2 separate regions of the Mus musculus genome follow, and region 2 is linked to region 1. Evidence: chromatin loops called from intact Hi-C (ENCODE). Cell type or tissue: heart. All regions are shown on one strand.

What was found. A loop is a pair of places that touch in the nucleus more often than their neighbours do. Peaks named below come from ENCODE experiments on the same cell type or tissue, not always from the same donor. Only the 100,000 strongest peaks of a DNase experiment are listed, where the experiment ranks them.
Region 2: a loop joins it to region 1, with 2.3 times the contacts of the local background. A loop is called at or near these places in 6 of 42 quality-filtered maps.

The regions. Positions count from the first base shown.
Region 1 is chr2:69,856,722-69,864,721 of GRCm38, reverse strand. It overlaps Ssb (Sjogren syndrome antigen B), which reads right to left and starts at 3,160. Exons shown (of 12, transcript NM_001110145.1): 1 at 3,010-3,160; 2 at 1,407-1,498. The coding sequence starts at 1,472. In heart, a CTCF peak has its summit at 6,665 (motif pointing left); DNase peaks (open chromatin) are centred at 3,141 and 3,511; H3K4me3 peaks cover 2,583 bases; H3K27ac peaks cover 1,922 bases.
Region 2 is chr2:69,630,308-69,638,307 of GRCm38, reverse strand. No RefSeq gene overlaps it. Among named protein-coding and RNA genes, the nearest start is that of Bbs5, 13 kb to the left of the region's middle. In heart, CTCF peaks have their summits at 2,303 (motif pointing left), 3,158 (motif pointing left) and 6,668 (motif pointing left); no DNase peak of the experiment used is centred here; H3K4me3 peaks cover 611 bases; H3K27ac peaks cover 642 bases; H3K27me3 peaks cover 254 bases.

The DNA of each region.
Region 1 (8,000 bases):
GTCCTAGGGGAGCCAGTGCACACTTCTGGCTTCTGAGGGCACCAGGCATGTACACGGCACACAGCCATACATGTAGACATAACATCCATACACATAAAGTACACTAAAAATAAAATGTATTTTGAACATGGAGTATGAAAAGGCTTTTAACCTTGAATATCTCAAGAGGGAGAGATGTGAGGCTGCAGGCTGTGGGAGGAACATTATTCTTTTCTATAACAAATTTGCTATTGTTCCAAGCATTAAACAGCAAATTATCTTATCACTGCTTTTGCAATTATTAAGAAAACACAATTTTTTCCCCCAATCAAACAAAAGGGGCTGGAGATGGTTCAGCAGTTAAAAGAACTAGCTGCTCTTCCAGAGGACCCAGGTTCAATTCTTGGCATCCACATAGAAGCTCACAACTGTCTGTAACTCTAGTTCCGGGGGATCCTTCACACAGACATACATGCAGACAAAACACCAATGCACATAAAAATAAATAATTTTTTAAAAAAATCAGACAACATTTGTAGCCGCAAATGCCTACAGCTCACTGAGTGACTGCCTAGCATGCCTTGAGTTTGATCTCCATTACTCAGAAGGGGGAAAATATGAGAAAAGAAAAATAAAAGCAGAACAATTTAAAGGACAAAGGAGTACAAGTTAAAACAAAACCAAAACAGCTAAGAAATGGAAAAAAAAGAGCACACACACTAACCAATGGTTATTTCATGGCATAAAAGCAATTTATGGGCAATTTCCCCACAGCCATACTGTTACTGACAACATTCCATCTAAACCTAAATTTGAAATGCTAACAGGACTTTTGTTATTTTTCTTTCTTTCTTTTTTTTTTAAGATTATATTAAATGCAGGTTTATTGGGAAGCTGATCTTAGATGGGCAAGATCACTGGCCCCAAGGATGAAGGCCAGGGAAGTCTCCATGGGGAAGTGGGGCAGGAAAGAGAGAAAGAGAGAAGGGGCTAAGTGCACGCAGAGAGAGAAGTGGAGAACAGTCTAACAGGACTTTTGAAATGCATAATTTGTTAAAAAGTTATGTTAACTTTTTAGAAGAGAACTAACTAGATAGAATAAACTATTATTTGACCAGAAGTACTTTACCATGGAATTTATGCTAGCTTGTTAGATATTAGGCACACCATTAATTTTCACATCAACTTACAAATATTACCTCCATTTTACAGACTTGGGAACTCTGTGTCTCAAAAATAAACACCAGTCTACAGTGTTACCTTTGGAATGTCTGTAATTCTTGAGACTTCTAACTTTGCCCTAATATGAATACATTCATATTAACTCCAAGAATCAAAGCTAAGCCAGTTGTTTGAAAAGCCCACATATCGCTATTAGATGTTCTGTTTTCATCTTAAGTTACAATTTAACAACACAAGAATCATACCTCAATTTGATGACAGATTTTGGCCTCCAAAGCAGTCATTTTTTCATTATCTCCATTTTCAGCCATTGTGGCTATCTGTAAAGTTTCTCACACTGGTAGGAAGGTTATTATTTTTATATAATAGTCAATACAAGAGAATGAGTAAAAAGTATGCCACTTTTTTTTTAATTTCAAGAATTCCTAACCTTACAGGTTTCCCTATGAATTCTCATACATCTCAACAAAGCAACACCTTGGATTATGGATGGAAAACTCAGATCAACAACCCCTCCTCCCAGTAAATCCTACTTTGTAACCAAACTCTTCATGTAGTTGGTAAAGCAAAGTTCAGCGATAAAAACAAAAAAGCAGAAAATGTCCACTTAACTACCCCTGAATCATTTCTAGCTTTAAAAATATCAGTATTATAGTCTGCCAGCAGTATATTCCTATAGCCCTCAATGCCAATTATTTGCGTTTCTTTTCAAATTAGTCACAGCTGACTTACCAAAACTTATTACTGGTAAAAATGAAAATAGAGTTCAGATATGAAAGTTACGGTGTTAGACACTATATAGGAGAATACAAGAAAAATGGGACCTTGTGAGCACAGATACAAAAAATTTTAAACTAGGGACGCTGGAAGGTAAGGATGTGCCTAAAACACTACTACACTGGTTAACTCTATAGCCACTTTCCTGTTTCACGGTCTGACAACAATCCTAGAATAAAGAGGGACTGTGATACTGGTTTGCTAGAAATCACAAACCGGATCTTCTGTCTTACTGGCTTTCAGCGCCTTACTAAACCACCCTACCATATTGTACGGAAGTATACCAGCTCTTGAAGAGTTTATCTGCAGCAGCTGAATATAGTTATGAGTTACTGTTGGTATATTTCTTGAGACATTGCTCAAAATGCTGGAGACTGCTGGCGATACACTGGTCCTGTAATGGGAAATCTACGAAGTACACGTCCCACTTCAGAATTTACTGTTACAGGCGCTGGTTTGTCTCCCACTACCAACAATCTCACTTCTCATTACTACAGAGACACAGGTCAATAACGACCTAGTTAGCCCCTGCAAGACTTCTGCGGCCTACCCAATTTAGGGACTGTTTCACACTGAAGACAGAATGGCAATGGCAGTTCTTTGAAGGAAAAAAAAAAAAAAAAAAAGATAGCGACGCTGGGAACCCAATAGCGGCCCCCACTTCTTCGGCCTCCAGTCAGTCCCCACAGAACCCTGTCGCGTTTAACCCGCACCGACCACCCTAAAGACTTAAATGGTCCGAAACATCCGCCTCTGGCCAGTCAGGAAAGGGGTGCAAGGAACAAACCGAAAGGACGCCGTGAGGATGCGGCGAGCCTCTGCCTAAAGGCCCCGCGAGAGCCGCATCCTCCCACACCGGCCCGCCGGGATCCCTGCCACGTGGAAAGCCCCAGGCGCCCGCATCTCTGGCCGGGGCCCGCTCCGTGGCCTCGCCGAGGCCCGCGCCCCCTCGGGCCGCGGTCCAGCACACGGCCACGGGCCGCGCGGCCCACGCGGCGGCGCGGAGAGGAAGGTGAGGCCTGCGCATAGCACAGCCCTTCGTACCTTCTCCTCAGTTTCCAAGAAGCTCACCTCAAAGATTCGGATCCCACGGTCACCACAGCTTCAAGAACAACGACAGAAGCGCCTGGACTTCCGAGCGCCGGCGGGCCAGCCAAACGCGCTTAAAGATGGGGGCTTTCCCGGCAGCCCTTGCGGACAGGTGGGCGTGGCCGCGGACGCAGTGGCCCGGCTCTGCTTTCCACGCACGCGCCGTTACCGCAGCCTCCCACAATCCTCGGAGGAGGAGTCCCGCCCTCCCGCCCGAGAAATTGTTAAATTGCTCAGCAGAATGTTAGGGGCTGACAGGAAGTGTTTTTGTGGAGATCTTTGTTTTTAATGTGTTTCTGGGCAGTATGTTCGAGCCTTCCCTTCTTTCTTCTGTAGCGCTTGGTTTTTCTTTTTTTCCCCCTTTGTCTCTTTTTTCCTTTTTTTTTTTTTGAGACAGCGTTTCCGTGCGTAGTCCTGGCTATCCAGGAACTCGCGCTGCTCTGTAGACCAGGCTGACCCTCAAACTCCTCCTGCCTCTGCTGAGACACTCGCCTACCTCTTCCGGGAGTGCTGGCATTATTAAAGGGGTGCGCCAGCACGCTTGGCCTTTTGCAATGTATTTGACTTGCATGGTGTTGTGGTTTTGGAAAAAAATTAAAAAACCATACAGTTGCTTGGTTTCCGACAGGCTAGCTCTCTGAAGCACAAACTGGCCAATGATTCGAACTCCTGCTTCAGTACAAAGTGCTGGGACTTCACCTACATCACCAGGCTCTTACTGCTCCCCCTCTTGCTGCTGCTGTCTATCTTTGCTTGTTTTGATGTTGGAGTCTGACTCAATGAGTAACCCAAGCTGATCCCAAACTATGCTTCTGCCTCCAGCCACCCTAGTGCTGGGATTACAAACAAATCTTTTTAAAAGTCTCTTGCTCCCAGCACTTGGGAGGCAGAGGCAGGCGGATTTCTGAGTTCGAGGCCAGCCTGGTCTACAAAGTGAGTTCCAGGACAGCCAAGACTGCACAGAGAAACCCTGTCTCTAAAAACCAAAAACCAAACCAAAACAAAAAAGTCTCTTGCTAGGAAAGAAGTACATTTAGAATAGTTTGAGAGACTTCACACTTAAGTCAGGACTGCCACTTTTTACATAACAATTTTAACGTTTTAGAGGTGCAATTTCCTTATGACATCATCTTTTTCCTTCAGTGTTCCTGGAATATAAAAATTACTTTCACAAAATAACTTCATAATCTCAGAGCATTTTGGAAGTTCCCAAACAGATAAACTCTAAAATTTGAAGAAGAAGAAGAAGAAGAAGAAGAAGAAGAAGAAGAAGAAGAAGAAGAAATGCATTTATAGGTTAACTATACATGCCATTTTGGCCAAAGAAAAAAGAATTTACTAGTATTATCCTCAGGTAGTTTTAACTTTAGATTAATTACATTCAATAAAAAAATTTTCAAGTTTCTACTTACTGTGAGACATAAATGCTAAATTTTCCTTTTTTAAAGATTTAAGTTTATGTACGGGTGTTTTGCCTGCATGGATAGACAGTGGAAAAATACCATGTGTGTAAATGCTCCCAACCTACTATAAATCCATTTCCAGGGACTCTAACACTCTCTTCTCATCTTTGTTGGGTCCTGCACGCTTACAGTGCACATACATACTCCCAGGACACACACATAAAATAAATAAATAAGCACTTAGATAACTTAAATGTTCATAATAGTAAGTTATGTGATTAAAAGAAAAATTAGAATCGACTATATGTGTACCACCAAATAATTAAAAAGTTAAATAATATATAGTGATAAAAACAAACTGATTTTCATTTACTGGTGTTTGTGAAATTCACAAGCACGGTGCTCAGAAGCAAAAGGTGTTTCACATAACCATTTTCTCCAAATACTGCAAATATTAATGTAATGTTGTATAAATTATATTAAATAATATAAAAAATCTTATTTCCTTCTACCATTCTCATGAGAATATAATAAAAGGTACCATTAGCAAAACTCAAGGAAATGAATTATCACCTTCAAAATATATGTTTTACACACATGCCCATACTACCTGTTATTGTAACCAGGTAAGTTTCACAGGTATGTCTACATCATTGTTCTACGATCAGAATTCAGCGTATTCATTTGAAGATTCTACAGTATTGAACAAGGAGAACTTCATAATTTTTTGGAGAGTGATTGTGGAAGAATTAAAAGTTGCATGTCAGTCACCATGAATGAAAAAATCCCATGTACATTTCTAAATGTCAGAGTGGCTTGTACCCTTCCCCTGTACACAGAATGATTGATCTAAGGCAGTGGTGTTATTCAGTTTGGGACATCACTATGAGATGCTTTATTTGGTATACAGGTAGAGATGCCTAAATGATACAAAGGCATAGCATTTTCAAGTATTAGTGACACCGTTTACTTAATACCATTTTATAGAAGGTCAAAACAATTCAATGTTTAGTTTCAATCTGATTACACATCCTTTGGCAATTCTGATGAATAAAGGTTACAATAAAAACTGCATTTCAAAATACAGCAAAATGTTTTTAGCCTTCAATGGCATTTCAAGATCTCCATACTTTAAATAGGACAGTCATTCTACCCACTGGGCGAGAGCACAACCACAGAGGTTCACCTACAGCTTAATAAAACTGACTGCACGCAGATGTGTAAAGGTATAAGTGGGATGGGGGGGGGGACCTATATGCATACCATCGCAAAGGGAGCTATTTCCCAAGAAACCATTCAAAATAAATTTAAAACTCTCCAGGGGTGTGCAGTTTCAGAGAAAGAACTGGAATACTTCTATATTTAATCTTTATACTCAACATAGAAAATATTGCAAAATCAGTTGTAGGAAAAAAATAATCAAAAAGTCTATGCAGCTTAAAATGCTGGGCAAAGTTACTATAAGATGGTTCCAGAAAATAAATAATTAAGAATGAGTGGGCTGGGGCTGTAGCTCAATGGTCACCTTAGGTTCATTTTTTTTATTCCTGAATTTTGTGCCATTTGTGGTGTTCATCTTGGTTGTAATTTACATACTTCTTTTAAGCAAATGGTCATTTTCCCACTTAACTTTATAATCATAATCTGGTATTGTTTTTCTCAAAGAGGGCCCTCAAAATTGTAGTTTCCACCATGCCCCACAAATTCTAATAGCATCTGTTCAGACTATGCATTAAAGTTGCAGACACAAGTTAAACTTACAAGTTAAATAACAAGGTGAAGTGATTAGGAAATGAGGCCCCCTTCCTGAAGTGGAAGGACAACATTTATATATTTAAGAATTTAAGAAGAAGCGCAGGGCTCAGCAGTTACTAGCACTAACTGCTTTCCCGGAGGTCCTGAGTTCAAACCCCAGAAACCACATGGTGGCTCACAACCATCTGTAATGAGATCTGATGCCCTCTTCTGGTGTGTCTGAAGACAGCTACAGTGTACTTACATATAATAAATAAATAAACCTTAAAAAAAAAAAAAAGAATAAGAGGGCACCTTAGGTATGGAGGAAATACCAATTCAGACTTTAGCAGCCAAGAGGTGGGAGATTATTCTAGAAGCTAATTTGCTTTAAGAAATCCACTAAGGTGCAGTCATCTGCAGGATGGCCCTGTGGGAAGCAGCTTAGAGAGCAGGCAGGGAAGGAAGCCCAAGAAGTTGGCTTTGAGGACAGTGCCTCCTACTGGGAAAATGTAATCCTAGATTAATATGTTGGGGGCACAGCTAAATCTACCTTGCGATTATGGCTCAAACACAAAAAAATGAAGCAATAGATGAATTTCAAGGGGCCATAGCAAAATTTGAGAGACTCTCAGGGGTCCCTGAAGGAACAAAAGCAGATGAAGTATCATATCCCGAGCTAGTATCTCGCCAGCAAGAATTCACTTGGACAACCGGATTCTTCTACGGCAAAGCTTTATTGCTTCAACCGAAGGAAGACCCCGAACAAGGAAAATGGTGCTGCTTATATACCCCTCCGTGTGACATGTCAGCTCCTGATTAGCTGCTCACTCATCATCCCACTACTACGCCCCGGGATGGGCAGTGACTTGGCACGAATTTACTCTTGCACCTGCGCACACTACTTGTTTACCAGTTAGGCACAGCGGAGGCTCATGATGGCGATTGCTCACGGCTCTCCACAGTATCATAGTAATAAACCATCGGTACACGTCAGAGGGAGTTCTCAGAAAGAACTAGCCACTGAAGATATCTTTAACATTCCTTTCTCTTTCTTCAAAAGCCGTGTGTGTTGTGCATGTTCATGTGCATGCAAGTACAAGTGTGTGGAAGGTAGGAAGCAACCGTGAGGATCTTCATTCCTCCTTAGGCAGCATCTGCCTTGGCTTTTGTCAAGGCAAGGTCTCTTGCTGGGCTGAGCTTGTCCATAGGATAGACTGGCTGGCTAGGGATAGCCAGGGCTTCTCCTGTCTCTTCCTCCCCAAATCTGGGATTGCAAGAGTATGCCTCCATGCCCAGCTTTTTTATGTTGGTGCTTGGGACATTTACTGAAGCCTTCAAGCTTGTACTACAAAGCGCTTTACCAGCCAGTCCATCTTCTCAGCCCCTCTATTTTTATGGTGAAGATTTTCAAGCATTTTTCAAAAGTGAAACCTATAAATAGACTAATGCCTGGATATGTGTAACCCAGCCTGCACATTCACCAGCCATTGATTACATCTTGTTTTATTTACCCATTCTCCAGAGCCCTCATTAGACATTTTTAAACCAAATGGCACATATCTTGTTAAGGTCCATAAAATTTTATGGCCATACCTTTAAGACTAAGGATCAACTATCAAATTAAAAAACTTCAATTTTCCCATAATTAGGTTGGTTGTGGTGGCACCTGTAATCCAGCGCCAGGGAGGTTGAGGTGGGAAGACAGCAATTTTGAGGAGCCCCAGGTATGTAGCAAGAAAGATCTTGTCTCAAAATAATAATATTTGAACCTGAAATCATCGTCAAATATCCAGTCAGTTTTCAAATTCTCATTTTCTTGTAGCTATCTTTTTG
Region 2 (8,000 bases), 230 kb after region 1:
ATTGAACTCAGGACCTTTGGAAAAGCAGTCAGTGCTCTTAACCGCTGAGCCATCTCTCCAGCACCAACTTGTTGTCTTCTAAGAGTCAGATCTGCTGTGCTGCGCACTTTGGGCCTCTCCTCCACCTTAGCTTGTGACGGCAAAATGCCTCTTGATCATTCACAAGCAAGCCTTCTATCACATCTGACTTCAGAACTGTACTCTGGGCAGTTGTGAATAGCACAGTGTGGAGCTGGGAATTGAACTTAGTCCTCTGGGAGAGCAGCAAGTGCTTATTTGCTGAGCCATCTGTCCAGCCCTGCTTGCTCGATTTTATTCTACTAAACTGGTAAAAGTGAGAGCAGGTTTGATGTTTTTGTTCCTGCAGGTAGGGGGGAAATGGTTGTTTCTCAAGAACAGTTAGAGAGGGCTGGAGAGATGGCTCAGTGGTTAAGAGTACTGACTGTTCTTCCAGAGGTCCTGAGTTCAATTCCCAGCAACCACATGGTAGCTCACAGCTATCTGTAAAGGGATCTGACGCCCTCTGTAAAGGGATCTGATGCCCTCTTCTGGTGTGTCTGAAGACAGCGATAGTGTACTCACATACATAAAATAAATAGATCTTACAGCAGTGAGAACAAGGAGGCTGGAGAGATGGCTCAGTGATTACAACTGCTGCTATTCCAGAGGACCTGAGTTTGATTCCCAGCACCACATAGAGTGGCATCACTATGATCTGTAGCTCCAGTTCCAGATCTGATGCCTTCTTCTAGCCTCTGAGAGCACCAGGCATTCACGTGGTGCACAGAGATGAAAGCAAATATTCATACACATAAAATAAAGTTAAGGAATAAGAAGTCCTTTATGGTATGAGATTATACATGAAACAAACCAAAACTGTTTGTATGCTTATTTCTGGGTTTTTGCTTATACCTCGTGGAGCCCAAGAGGAAGAGTCATGGTCAGGTAGATGATGCAAAGATGGTTGTGTGCTGCTCCCCTTAGCAATAGTAGACAGACATAACTCCCAGCAGCACCAGGACACAGGGCTGTTATGTGGTTTCCCACACTAAGTAACTATAAGAAGCTGTTCAGCAGCAGAAAGTTCTCAGCCAACCTCCTGCTTTGTAGTCGGGCTTGCGAAGCCAATGCTTATGTGCTCTTGTCTTACATAGGGTTCTATTGCTGTGAAGAGACACTGTGACCAAGGCAACTCTTATAAAGGAAAGCATTCCACTGGGGCTTGGCTTATGGTTTCAGAGGTTTAGTCCATTATCATCATGGTGGGGAAACATGGCAGCCTCAAGCCAGACATGGCGCTGGAGAAGGAGCTGAGAGCTCTACACCTGGATCCACAGGCAGCAGAAGTGAATGCCACACTAGACCTGGCTTGAGCATACAGGAGATCTCGAAGCCCACCCCACAGCGACACACTTCCTTCAACCAGGCCACACCTACTCTAACAAGGCCACACCTCATAATAGTGCCACACCCTGTGGGCCAAGCATTTAAGCACATGTGTCTTAGGGGCCAAACCTATTCAAACCACCACAGCTTGGAACCATCTTGCTAACCCTGTTTGTTTGTTTTTAGAGACATGCATCAGTATTTATTGCAGGCTAGCCTTGCTGTCTCAGCTCAAATGATCCTCCTTGTAATTGGTCCTTCCAAGTAGCTGGGACTACAGGTGCCTATGCCTTGGCTACAAATTATGTCAATATTATCTCTATTTAAAAACCCACACAACCCCTAGGAGAAAAATATAGTGCTCTTCTGCCGATTAAAAGGATAACTGGGAGGTTGGCAATAGCCTTTAATCCCAGCATTGGGGAGGCAGAGGCAGGGGAATCTCTTGAGTTTGAGGCTAGCCTGGTCACTGGCCAGAGTGAGTTCCAGGAAAGCCAGGGCTTCCAGGACAGCCAGGGCTACACAAACAAAAACTGTCTCAAACACACACACACACACACACACACACACACACACACACACAAACAAAAAATGGGGATTCGGGGGGGGGGGGGTATCGTATTGGGGAAATACACTTGCTGCCAAGGCTGATAATCTAAGTTTGATATAGATAACCCAAATGGTAGAAGGGCCAACAACTAAAAATTACCCCATGCCAGCCAGAAGAGCAAGCTCTCCCCCACAAACAAAGAAACTTTTTTTTTTTTAACAAAAGTTTTTTAAAGGGAGAGGGGGCACACTGGCTGGCTCAGTGAGGAAGACCACTGGAGTTCTTCCGGAGGATCAGGGTTTGGCACCAAGCACCCACATGGTGGCTAACAACCGTCAACTCCAGTTTTAGAGAAACAAATGCCCTCTTGTGGCCTCATCAGGCATTGCATGCACATGGTCCACAGCCATGCCTGAAGGCAAAGATAACCATACAAATAAAAATAAATTTAAAGGGAGGTTAATTAATTCAAAACTTTAAGGAGCCGGGCGTGGTGGTGCACGCCTTTAATCCCAGCACTCAGGAGGCAGAGGCAGGCGGATTTCTGAGTTCAAGGCCAGCCTGGTCTACAGAGTGAGTTCCAGGACAGCCAGGGCTACACAGAGAAACCCTGTCTCGAAACTCCCCCTCCCCCCAAAAAACCCCACAAAACTTTAAGGAAACACTCTTTTTGACACTTCCTTCTCACACCATGAGCAGGACTTAGTTCTTTTAAGAGGACTTTGTGGGTTGGCAAAATAAGTACGAAAAAATGTGCTTACCTTGAAGCCAGCCCTTCTGAAAAGTTGGGAAGTACTCACAAACAGGTGCCAACTCCACAGAGTTGTCCTCTGACACAGGGGCAACACACACACACACACACACATTTTTATATGCATGAGTGTTTTCCCAGCATGTACATTTTTATAACACGTTTGAAGTTCTGGATGATTGTGAGCCACTGTGTGGATACTGAGAATCAAAATCAGCTCCTCGGCAATAGCAACAAGAGCTCTTAACCTCAACGCCAATTCTCCAGGCTCTCCCCTCCCCCCTCCACACCCCCTCCCCCACCCCCGCCACCCCAAATGCTAATTTTAAAGGGGGAAAAAAAGACACAGGAAAAAAACAAAACAAAAGAAAACAAAACAAAAAAACAACAGGAAGGGTGGCGGGGGAGGAGCGTCGTTGAAGTTTTTCTCTAGGACAATAGTGACACCGTGTGGCCAGTTCTTAGGACAGCAGTTACGAAGCGGAGTGAGTGTTGATTATACACTGGAATGCAAAAATCACTGTTAACTACATCAAGCAGACTTCAGATAGAATTCAGAGAGTTTATGGAGACCTAGCATTTGTGAGGACTATGCCGGTTCTTTTACAGATGTCTTTATTATATTGTTCTGTATTTTCTCAGATGATCAGGGACTAAATTAATTCTGCTGTGTTTATATAGTAAAGCAATCCTGCAGTTGTAAGCAAATGTATGTTAGTGTATTCTAGGGAAATTGGTTTTAAATATTCATTCATTCATTCATTCATTCATTCACTCATTCATTCACTCATTCATTCATTCAAAGATGGGCTCCCACTCCAGTCAGGCTGCCTTTGGATTCATTATATAGCCCATTTGTAATTCTCCTGCCTCATCCTGCCCAGTAATAAGATTACAGGCACGAGCCTCCACCTAGTTGACAGACCCCTTGCTTTGCTAACCTGCTTCCCATAGGGACTACACAACACATTCTGGCATGCAGAGGGACTGACTTTGTCCTAGCTTTAATAGTCCACCCCACCCCCTTTGGTAGTTGCCATTTCTTCAAATACAGTTTATTCACTCAGTTAAAATAATAACTTTAAAAGATGAAAGTAGCATTGAGGTGCAGTGTGCACACCTGTAGTACCAGCACTGCGAAGTGGAGGCAGGAGAACCCTGAATTCAGGCCATCCTTATGAAAGAGGAAATAGAGACAAAGAAAGTGAGAACTAGAATCATCCTCCCAGAGCACAGCACATGGAGGCAGCAGAATCCGAAATTCAAGGTCATCCTCAGACACACAGGGAGTTTGAAGACAACCTGGGCTGTGTGAGACCTGTCTAAAACAGACAGACAGACAGACAGACAGACAGACAGACAGACAGACACATTAAAGAGAACACAAGCACCTAACCAGGGTAAATTTTTTCTATTCATCCACTAGACATTTTAGTAAATACATTGTTACTGTGAATGTGTGCTTGGTGATGTGTGGTCAAATGTGCCACAGTGGGTGTGCAAAGATCAGGGACAGCTTTGTGGAGTTGGTTTTCTCCTTCTGCCTTTATGTGGGTTCCAGGGATTGAACTCCGGTTGCCAGATGGAGCAGCAATAACCTTCTGAGCCATCTCACTGTCTGCATCTCTCCTTCCCCGTGGCTGGTGAGACGGCATAAAGCAGCATCCTGGACGCTTCTTTGGAACTATGTTTGACGTCCATGATGATTGGGAAGTGCTCAGTATATAAACATGCCTGGTAATGAACCGCAGGGAGCTGGAGACACACATGAGGCCAGGGTGATTTACAGCATCGTTTATAAAGCAGGATACAGGAATTGAGTTGGTTGAGACCTTAGAGGTTAAGTAGACCAGTCTCCTACTCAGGAAGTAATCCTGCCAACAATAATCTTGACATGCGGTTATTTAACATCTGCTGGAACAATCTCAGTGATTCCCAGGAGTAGAAAGCTCCCTGCCTCTCTAGGCACGTCATTCCCAACTCGAATGATCCCAGAGTCTTTCTTCAGTGATTTGAGGTCTGTCTTCTTGCAGCTAGGGGTTTTTCTCAGGCTGCCTCAGTAAACTAGTGGGCACCTTTCCTAACTTAGTAGATAGGTTACTGTGTAAATTTCTCTCCCCTCCAGGCTAAATGTACCCAGGCTTAGCATCCCCTAACCGTTTTTTGGTCACTTCCTTGGCTACTTCTCATTTTGTCAATGTCCCAGTAAAACGGATGTGATGGACACAGTCTTTGTTATGGTTTTTGTTCTTGCTTTTCTTGATATCGAGTCTCCTGCAGCTGAGGCTCACCTTGGAGTTTGGACCCTTCTGCCTCCGCCACCCAAGTGCTGGGATTGCAGGGATGTTCGCCAATGTCCTGTTTATGTGATGCTGGGGTAGAATTCAGGGCTTTGTGTGAGCTGGGTAAGCATTGTAGAAACAGCCTTACATGAAATCTCATTACTTTAGTGTGTGGAAGGCTTGTGATTGTGTGTGGATTTTAGATTCCTGTTAATGCTGCTTAAGTCATTTGGTGGTTACACAACTCCCTTTCCATATATTTATTTTTAAAGAATCGACGCACAGTAAACATGACTATTTTTGAGAAAGAGTCTCACTATGTAACTCAGGCTGGCTTACATACCTCACATTGGCTGAGAATTTGCCATCCTTCTCAACTTCTAGGGTGCTGGAATTACAGACATGTACTAGCACACCCAGTTAACGTTGACATTTTTTTAAATGTGTGGTTGTAAAAGACACATATGTAAGTTGGATGGTGGTGGCACACACATTTAATCCCAGCACTTGGGAGGCAGAAGCAGGCAGATATCTGAATTTGAGGCCAGCCTGGTCTACAAAGTGAGTTCCAGGACAGCCAGGGCTACACAGAAAAAAACCCTGTCAAGAATCCAATAAACAAATGGACAAATAAATAAATAAAATTAATAATAAAAAGACACATAACCAGTACCACAACCAGGAGCCTCCCTGCTCCTATACCACTATAGTCAACCTCCTGTGGTCCCTGGCTCCTGGAATCATTGGTTTATTTACTGTAGAGTTTTGTCTGCTAAAAAATGTCATATGAGGTGGGTGATGTAGTTCAGTCATAGGGCATTGGCATAGGATGTGCGAAGTCTTGAATCCACCAGTCCTGGGGCCCCATGAGTCCATTATTTCTGGGTCTTATAGATTTTCCATTACATAAGCACAATTACATTGGTGCTTGTCTCCAATCTATCTTCAATCTCTTGATGTCTGGGAGGCAAGGTAGGAGGCTGAGGTAAGAGGGCTGTCAAGTTTGAGGCCAGCCTTGTGCTACATAATGAGACCCCGCACAAAAAATAATTAAAAACCCCTTGTAAGATGGTTTATGTAAAAGACCTGTAAGTTTATTCATTTGTTAAGTTTTATTAAATGTCTAGTATATGCCCTGGAGATATGGACTTGAATAAGGCCAAGCATCCTGCTACAGATCAGGATAACAATGTGGCCCCTTGGGAAATTGGGGAAAGAAGATTGCTGTGAGTTCGAGGCCAGCCCGGGCTATATAACATGGCCCTACCTCAGAACACAACATCACAATGTGCTTGGGTGTGACTCTTCAATCATTGGCCTGTTCCCCTAAACAAACTGGGTATGACCCGTATTTGTGATGTTGACGGTGATGTTCTATTTCACATGTCTTCATTTTGCGTACCAGGCTATCATGATAGAGTTTGGCACATGGTTTTCTACCCTTGCACACCAATGACTTCCAATGTGTTGGTGGAGACAGCCTGGCAGAGAACTGGTCAAGCGTGTTCTAAGTTAACACCAGTTCTCTCCTAAGTTTTAATACTAACCAACTGTTGAGGCTGCTGAGATGGCTCAGTGGTTAAGAGCACTGACCTCTCTTTTGTAGGGATCCAGGTTCAATCCCCAACTCCCCACAGAGCAGCTCACAGCTGCCTGTAACTCTAGTTCCAGGGGAATCTGAAGCCCCCTTCTGGCCTCCAGGGTTACTACATGCAAATAATGCCTGGGCATACATGCAGGCAAACCATCCTTATACACAGAATAAAAATAAATAAATCTTTAAATAAAAAAGAAAGCATTTGATCGCACTTACAGTTTCAGAGGGTTAGAGCCCATGATGGTGGAGCAAAAGTGTGGTGGCAGGGATAGCTGAGAGCTCACATCTGGATCTGCAAAAAGGCAGAGAGGACAGGAGGGATGGTACAAGCCTCAAATCCTGCCACCACAGGACACACTTCCTCCAGCAAGGCCACACCCCCTAATCCTTCCCAAACAATTCCACCAACTGAGGACCAAATTTCCAAACGTTTGAGTTGACGGAGGCCACTCTTGTTTAAACCACCATAAGGCCTCATAACGTTACCCTGGGTGGCCTGGAACTCTATGTAGGCCAGGCAGGGCTCCAACTTTTGAAAATCCTGCTTCTGCATCCTAAGTGCTGAGACCCTAGGCATGTGCCACCATGTCTGGCCTGGCACTACACCTATTTTCGGAGCTTAATGTTCACTAGGTGACAGAATCTAGAATCCCGTTTTTCCACTTTCAGAAACTCAAGCTATTTGTTTACTTTTTAATCTTTACTCACTACCAACTTAAACTTCATCCGACCGGTTCCACCAGTTTCCAGCTTCTCTCTCTTCTGTTGTCCATGTACTCTCCATTTTTAGACCTGAGCCTTCCTTCTCCCTGAACTGCACTCCCCTTCCCCCCTCTCAGTAGAGCCACTAGTGCCATGGTTCTCAACTTCCCTAATACCATGGCCCTTTGATACAATCCCTCAGGCTGTGGTGGCCCTCAACCGTAAAATTATCTGCACTGCTACTTCACAACTGTAATTGTGCTTCTGTTATGAATAATAATGTAAACATATGATATATAAAGATACCTGACATGTGACCTCCCTCCAAGGGGTCTCGACCCATAGGTTGAGAACCCCTGCTCTGGAGAGAGACTGTGATAATTTCAGTTATGACGATGGACCTTAAGACAAGGTAGAGAGAGAGAGAGAAGGATGAAGTAAAACTAAATGAAAGAGAAGAGAGTAGAGGAGGGTGGTGAATCCATATATATGTGTGTGTATGTCCATGTACGTGTGTCTGTGTATATCCACATACACAGTACCCAGCTCATACTGGCCTTGAACTTCTGATCCTCCTGAGCCGTCCTCCCTAGGGATGGATTACACATGTGCCACCATACCCAGCCATATAAGCAGCATAGTCTCGCTCACTCATGTTTCTTTCTTTCCCCCTTTCTCCTCTTCTTCCCACCCCTCTGTTTTTGGTTAAAGACTTATTTTATCTTAATTGTG